3 separate regions of the Homo sapiens genome follow, and all the other regions are linked to region 2. Evidence: chromatin loops called from intact Hi-C (ENCODE). Cell type or tissue: PC-3. All regions are shown on one strand.

Region 1 (2,500 bases), 68 kb before region 2:
AAAGACAGATGTGGTTTAGTAGGGGTAGAATAAATGGTTGTTTCCAGCAGTTACAAGTAGTAAGTCAGGAGTGAAGAGATCCTACCAAAGAAGTTTCGAGAGCAGAGGTTAGTGCCCTCGGTCACTTGGGCAGCCCATGCCGGTGGCCCTCAAGGTAGCTGCCCACACTCTGGCCTTGCACAGTTGTCATGGAAGTAGTTAACTCAAGCAGGGTTGGAAACTAGTGCTTCGAGGTCTAGGCAGGTACTGTTATGAGTGAAGGGGGCCATGAGGAGGGTATGGCAATGTGAGAGCCCACAACCCAACAGAAGGCAACAGACAACTGTTGCCATGTGGAAATACAGCCCTGGTATTGCCAGAGCCTTTTTTCTTCCCCAAGAGAAATCTGAAATCTGCATTTTTATCTTTGGTAACTGTAATGGTTTGAATGTGTTCCCCAAAGTTCATGTGTGAGAAATATAATTTCCAGTGCAACAGTGCTGAGAGGTGGGAGCTTTAAGAGGTGATTAGGCCAGGAGGACACTGTCTTCATGAATGAATCACAGGACTGGGTGCCTGATAAAAAGGAGTTTGCCCCCGCTTCCCTCTCTCTCTTTTGCCCATGTGATGCCTTCCACCATGTTTTGACACAGCAGGGACGCCTTCACGAGATGATGGCCCTTTGATCTTGGACTTCCCAGCCTCTAAAACTATGAAAAATAATTTGTGTTCTCTATAAAGTACCCAGTCTCTGATATTCTGTAAGCAGCACAAACTAGGCTAAGATAGTAACTAATTTTTTTCTGCATGTCATATCTGACCTGTGGTCTGCCAGTTTGCATCTTTTGATTTCGGAAGCTACATGTGGTTCAGTAGTTTGCTGCCTTCAAATATGAAGCTCATGTCAGTGCTAAGTACTGTCTCTCATTTCATAGGCATGAGGAAACTGTCACAGTCTCACATAGTCAAGACTGTCCTGTGTTTGTACAGGCAGTAACTGTTAGAAGCATTTGGAAGCTTTCAGTGCTTGTTGGAAATGTCATTGGTGCTCATTCCTCATAATCTTGTCTACCCAAACACTTTGCTTGCTTAAGATCCCTTCTACTTCCTGCTTGCTGCATGCCAAATTGGTCAGCCTCTCTGCTACTGTGGTGGCCCAGCCTTCCTCAGCTGCACATAGCCTTCAGTCACACATCCGGCCAAAGCATTTCTGACCACCCTGTTTGCATATGCACCCACTCCCTGCTTACTCATCTCCAAACACAGAAGCAAAGGATGTCAGAGACAGTTCATCCTTCATTTCATATTTGTCCCTAATAGCACCTCAATTTCCTTTCAGTTCAGGTCAACCCGGTCCTTGGTTCTTACCCATTTCCAAACCTGTTCCGAAACTTTCAAGCATTTGTGAGTCTTGCAGTATCCTTCTCCTGTGGCTCAAGTTAGCCACAGCAAGTTCCCATTACTTGCATCAAATTTGAGAAGCCTTAGTGGTACAGAAGCCCATAGAGTTTAAGTGAGTTTTCCCAATATCTTTTTCTTTTTTTTTTTGAGATGGAATCTTGCTCTGTCGCCCAGGCTGGAGTGCAGTGTAGTGCGATCTCGGCTCACTGCAAGCTCTGCCTCCTGGGTTCATGCCATTCTCCTACCTCAGCCTCCTGAGTAGCTGGGACTACAGGCGCCCGCCACCATACCCGGCTAATTTTTTTTTTTTTTTTTTGTATTTTTTGTAGAGACGGGGTTTCACTGTGTTAGCCAGGATGGTCTCAATCTCCTGACCTCGTGATCTGCCCGCCTCGGCCTCCCAAAGTGCTGGGATTACAGGTGTGAGCCACCACTCCCGGCCCCCAATATGTTAAAGAAACTAAGGAACAGAAGTCCAAGTCAAAATCCAGTTCTTACGCCTTTTGGGGGGCTCTTTAATTGTAACGACAAATTAGCAAATTGTCTTTGGATCTTAAAAAGTGTCCAGGAAATTTATGTCACTCAATTTCCATTATTTTAAGATGAGAAATAGTATTTTAAAAATCAACTTAGGTACGTACTACAGGGCTGACTGTTTGCAAATTGGCAGATGAATCAGATTCACAGAGAGCCTTAATTCAGAGCAGGTAAGTTGTAAAAGTACCCCAAGCAGCCTAGTGGTCAGAGGGGAGGGACTGTGAAAACTGTCTTCTCTCTTCTCAAGTTGTGTGATCTTAGCAACTAACTTCTTATGTAGAGAGAGCACTGATTTTAGACTCAAGAGACTTGAATTGAGTATGAACTCTTTCACTTACTCTGTTTCTTCATCTATAAAATTCACAGGAATATTTAACCTATAGGGTTGTTGTAAAGCTTGAATTTGGTAAGAAGCCTATTATAAATTACAGAGTGACCTTATTATGGACAGATCAAGAGGAATATGGTTTAATTATAAAGTAATCACTGACTTAGTACTTAAACATACAAAAGGAAACACACACTGGTCCTCCTCTTCACAGATGTTATCTTGGGGCCCATGTGCCTACTCTTTTAATGCTAC
Region 2 (2,500 bases):
GAATATTAATTCACAAGGCTTCTTCCTGTTGGCTACACCAAACAAAATTGTATCTATTCTGTTTTTGTTTTTGTTTTTGTTTTTGTTTTTGTTTTCCAGTTTAGAAAACATGGCCCTTTTAGCTGTAATTATATGGCTGGAAGAAGAAACAAAGTTGTGAGCTGCAATGGAGCTGAATGTTTTTGTCCCCCCACCAATCCCCCTCAAAAAACTCATAGGTTGAAATCCTAACCCCCAGTGTAATAGAAAATGGGGCTTTTGGGAGGTAATTAGGTCATGAGGGTAGAGCCCTCATGGAGGGATTAATGACCTTATAAAAGAGACTCCAGAAAGCTAGCTTGTCCTATTTCTGCCATGTGAGGACACAACAAGACAGTAGTCATGTGCAGCCCAGAAGAGGGTCCGCACCAGAACCCAACCATGCTGGGACCCTGATCTCAAACTGGCAACCTGCAGAACTCTAAGAAATGCCTCCTGTTTATAAGCCACCAGTTTATGGGACTTTGTTATAAGCAGCCCAAGCTAAGGCATATGGGCAATGAAAATATCAGAATTGTTTGAAACTTTAATCTATTGTAATAACTCCTTTCACATTGTGTATAATACGTCGGTTTAACAATATGTAATAAAATTTTAAAACAAGGCATCTATTCCAAGAATTAATTAATTATATTAATTGAACAGACACTTACTAATTCATTCAACAAATTGCTGAACACCTGATATGTGCCAGATATTTTTCTAGGTGCTGGAGATACAGCAGTGAAAACAAAGAGCAAACCCTGACCCTTGTGAAGTGAATTGTCAGGAGCTCAGCTGAGCTGGGAGAGAGAGAGCTCTCAGAGTAGCCGGTTACAGCAACAAGCCAGAGATAAAAGAACCGAGCCTTTAATCACTCACGGCAATGGTAAAAGCAAGAGCTTAAAGCAGTTTTATGGACCCTGAAGCAGGAGGGCAGCGGCGAGAGCTTGGAGTGGACAAGTCCTGGGTGATGAGTCAGAGTAGGGGAATGTATCATCAAGGTCTCCCTCCTCCCCGCATAAGGAGGTCTTGGCAAAGGCATCTGAAAAGGACGTCTACCCAAGGTCTGCCAGAGACTAGCAATGAAGACTCTGGGGCCAGGAATGTAAACATAGGAAAAGCATGACTGACCGGGAGAGCCTGAGTCCTTGACTGCAACTTCCTTCAGAGACCGTGACCCACTGGCTGTGCACCAAATGTCTCTCAGAGAGCAGCAGCTTTCTGTATGAGGTCTGCCAGGTAAGGCCTTCGTAATTGCCTGTAGTCAGGTCTGAAAGATCACACATTTGGCTTAAGCAAAAGCCAGACTCCTCACTAACATTCTAGATAATAAATATTCAAGCCAAATATATGCTATATTAGTGGTAAGTGCTGACAAAAAAGGTAAATAAATAAATAAGCAAGCAAGCTGGGAAGGCAGATAGGGAGTAAATGAGAGTTAGGGAGTACAAGTGTGATAGCAATTTGAGTCAAAGGCAGGCAAACGAGGCTTCATTGTAAAGGTGGCATTTGGTGAAACACTTCAGAAATTGAGACTTGCAGCTACCCAAGAGAAGAGCAGGTCAATCAGAGGGTACAAGAGGTAAAAATTTCAGGAGGTGGAAGTCCGTTTGTCTAGAGTGGAGCAAGCAAAGGGAGAGGGGCAGGGGTGATGGAGACAGAGAGCTAATGAGGCACCAGGTCTTGCAGGGCCCTGTAGCCACTGCAAGAACATGAACTTTTTCTCTGGGTGAGACGGGAAGCCACTGAGGACTTTGCAGAAATAACATGCTCTGACTCTAGATGCCCTCCTGAGAATAGATTTGGGAGAGAAGAGGAGAGGATGTTAAGGACAGAAGCAGGGAGATCTGTTAGGAGACTACTGTAATAATCCAGGAAAGAGATGATGTGGGTTTGGACCAGAGAGATGAGACTGGAAGTAGGGAGAGCTGGTTGGATTTTTGGAGATATATATATATATATATATATATATATATATATATTTTTTTTTTTTTTTTTTTTTTTTTTGAGACGGAGTCTTGCTCTATCGCCCAGGCTGGAGGGCAGTGGCACGGTCTCGGCTCACTGCAACCTCTGCCTCCTGGGTTCAAGCAATTCTCTGCCTCAGCCTCCCGAGTAGCTGGGATTACAGGTGCCTGCCACCATGCCTGGCTAATTTTTGTATTTTTAGTAGAGACAGGGTTTCACCATCTTGGCCAGGCTGGTCTTGAACTTCTGACCTTGTGATCCACCCGCCCTGGCCTCCCAAAGTGCTGGGATTACAGGCGTGAGCCACCATGCCCGGCCTTTTTGGATATATTTTTAATACAGTGCCCCCCATTTCATTAATTCTAAACATGTTTCCCTCCTTACATCTTAACATATCTAAAATCAGATTGCATCTTATATTGGGATGGCATTCTATAATCGCTGTCAAGCAGGTGGCAGCTGTGATGTAGTTGTCTATTAGTTGAAAACCTTCCAGTGATACTATCTGGTA
Region 3 (2,500 bases), 59 kb before region 2:
AAGAGAAGTAGTCTCATACACGGCCAATTCTTTATCATAACTAGCATTCTCTTCATTTGTCCATTCATTCATTCGTTTATATTAAGTGCCAGTTAGGAACTAGGAACAAGGCTGGACTCTAAGGAGATGACTAATTTGCAGCCCCACCCTTTGAAGTCAAAGTACCGTAAAGAGAAACAGGCAAGTAAAAATTAAAGTACACCATGACAAGTGATTAACACAGGGCTTTAGAAGGAGAGGAGGACTCTAAGTTAGAGATCAAAGAAAGCTTCAAAGATGGCTTAGGGAATGCTTTCCAGGGTGGAAAGGAGGTTAAAGGCAATTCTAGAGAAAATAACATACAATGACACAGAGACTTAAAAGAACCCTGGGTGTTTAAGAAATGGGTTACAACTCTGGCTATGACATAGGGTGTGTACAGGGGAAGAGTTGATGTGAATGACTTTGTGTGCTAAGTTTGGACTTTGCCTTGTAATTCTAAAACTCCCTCAGCTGGAACCAGACTGACAGTAAAGAGCCATCTGGATAACTTGTTAAAAATACAGATTGCTCAGACCTCACTTCTAGAAATTTTGATTCAGAGGAATCTGTGTTTTAAAAAAATTTCCAGCTGGGCTCAGTGGCACGCCTATAATCTCAGCTACTTGGGAGACTGCGGCCGGAGGATCACACGAGGTCAAGAGTTTGAGACCAACCTGAGAAACATAGCAAGACCTCGTCTAAAAAAATGAAGAATTTCCTATGTAATTCTGGAGTACATCCAAGTTTGAGAACCACTGTGTGTAGGAAATGAGGATCCGTCAAAGGGTCTTGGGAAAAATAATAACATACTTTGGAAAGAGAGGCCGGGCACGATGCCTCACACCTGAAATCCCAGCACTTTGGGAGGCCGAGGCGGGTGGATCACCTGAGGTCAGGAGTTCGAGACCAGCTTGGCCAATATGGTGAAACCCCACGTCTACTAAAAATACAAAAATTAGCCGGGCTTGGTGGCGTGCACCTGTAATCCCAGACTTTAGGGAGGCTGAGGCAGGAGAATCACTTGAACTTGGGAGGCAGAGGTTGCAGTGAGCCGAGATCATGCCATTGCACTCCAGCCTGGGCAGCAGAGCGAGACTCCGTCTCAAAAAAAAAAAGAGAGCCCTTTTTTCCAGTGGCAAATTGCTTTACAGCATGTCAAAACAGGAGATGGAGAGACCTGATAAACGAGTGTGTGACAGAACAAATCAGAAATGGCGAGCACCTGCACTGTAGCAGAGGCAGTGGGGGTGGAGAGGAGGCGAATGTTCAGAGGCATTTCTGAGAAATGTAATCCACAGGACCAGATGAGCTGTTTGATGTGAAAAGGGGCGGATTTTCATTTGAAAAGGGTGCCTTCGAGAACTGGAAGTGACAGGTAAGCAGGAAGCGTGGCTGTGTCTACAACATATGAATGTTAGCTCAAGGTGGGAGACCAGGCTGGAGCTTGCCATGGCAGGAGGCCAACGCTTGGGGCCTGCCTAGCCAAGAGCCAGAGGCTCAGATCCGGGAACCCTGAGGTTGCAGGCTTGCTGACTACCCTTTGCCTGGGGACACATCCCCTTTGTTCTACCTGTGGCTCCTTGCCAGTAGTCATCTCTCATAGCCCTGTAGTTAGGTTTGGTTTTTTTGTTTGTTTTGTTTGGGGTTTTGAGATAGGGTCTCACTCTCTCGCCCAGATTGGAGTGCAGTGTCGTGATCTCAGCTCACCACAACCTCCACCGCAGGCTCAAGAGATTCTCCTGCCTCAGCCTCCCGAGTAGCTGGGATTACAGGTGCACATACTACCTCCCGGCTAACTTTTGTATTTTTAGTAGTGACAGGATTTTATCATGTTGGCCAGGCTGGTCTCAAACTCCTTGACCTCAGGCGATCCACCCGCCTCGGCCTCCCAAAGTGGTGGGATTACAGGTATGAGCTACCGTGCCCAGCCCCTGTAGTTAGGTTTTATCTCTAATCTATATAACTCCCTGAAGCCAGAACTATGATTTATCTGTACGTTCTGAGACCCTAGCCTAGTGCTGACACATATTTGATGCTCACTAATAATTTCTAGGTGAATGAATTTTATTAATTTCCTAGATAATTACAGCTACCATAGCCTAATTATATCTGAATAGTCCTTTGGCCTCATTTTTTTGTGATAGTTATATACATTTGTATTTCTATAATTCTACATGCTTCCATTATTGCTTTCCAAAATTCACATTTTTGTGAAGAAGAAGAGAGTAAGCAAAAGACATTCCTTCCTCCCAGACATTAATTACTGCAAGATGCCTGTGTAATTAGTGAAACAGGCATCTCCTACATGTGTTAATTTAGATTCCACCAAAAAGTGCTTGATTAACAAAAAAATTTAAAAATTTTCAATTGAATTACTTTAAAACAAGGAATAATTTCCAATTTAGTTATCCAGACAAGTTGTATGGATCCAGACAGATTATTTTTAAATAAGGTGTTATGGGCCAGGCATGGTGGCTCA

Evidence for each region. A loop is a pair of places that touch in the nucleus more often than their neighbours do. Peaks named below come from ENCODE experiments on the same cell type or tissue, not always from the same donor. Only the 100,000 strongest peaks of a DNase experiment are listed, where the experiment ranks them.
Region 1: a loop joins it to region 2, with 6 times the contacts of the local background. A loop is called at or near these places in 15 of 110 quality-filtered maps.
Region 3: a loop joins it to region 2, with 4 times the contacts of the local background. A loop is called at or near these places in 14 of 110 quality-filtered maps.

What each region holds. Positions count from the first base shown.
Region 1 is chr2:113,885,307-113,887,806 of GRCh38, reverse strand. All of the region lies in intron 1 of ACTR3-AS1 (ACTR3 antisense RNA 1), which reads left to right. All of the region lies in intron 1 of LOC124906071 (a long non-coding RNA gene), which reads left to right. Among named protein-coding and RNA genes, the nearest start is that of ACTR3, 3.5 kb to the left of the region's middle. RefSeq lists enhancers at 1,036-1,145, 1,156-1,205. In PC-3, no CTCF peak of the experiment used is centred here; a DNase peak (open chromatin) is centred at 1,136; H3K4me3 peaks cover 1,009 bases; H3K27ac peaks cover 2,227 bases.
Region 2 is chr2:113,817,195-113,819,694 of GRCh38, reverse strand. It overlaps LOC105373570 (a long non-coding RNA gene), which reads left to right and starts at 295. Exons shown (of 3, transcript XR_923227.4): 1 at 295-1,260. RefSeq lists enhancers at 714-1,213, 1,214-1,715. In PC-3, no CTCF peak of the experiment used is centred here; a DNase peak (open chromatin) is centred at 1,054; H3K4me3 peaks cover 1,144 bases; H3K27ac peaks cover 374 bases.
Region 3 is chr2:113,875,789-113,878,288 of GRCh38, reverse strand. The region is part of intron 1 of ACTR3-AS1 (ACTR3 antisense RNA 1); the gene reads left to right. Among named protein-coding and RNA genes, the nearest start is that of ACTR3, 13 kb to the left of the region's middle. In PC-3, no CTCF peak of the experiment used is centred here; DNase peaks (open chromatin) are centred at 148 and 1,508; H3K4me3 peaks cover 774 bases; H3K27ac peaks cover 2,050 bases.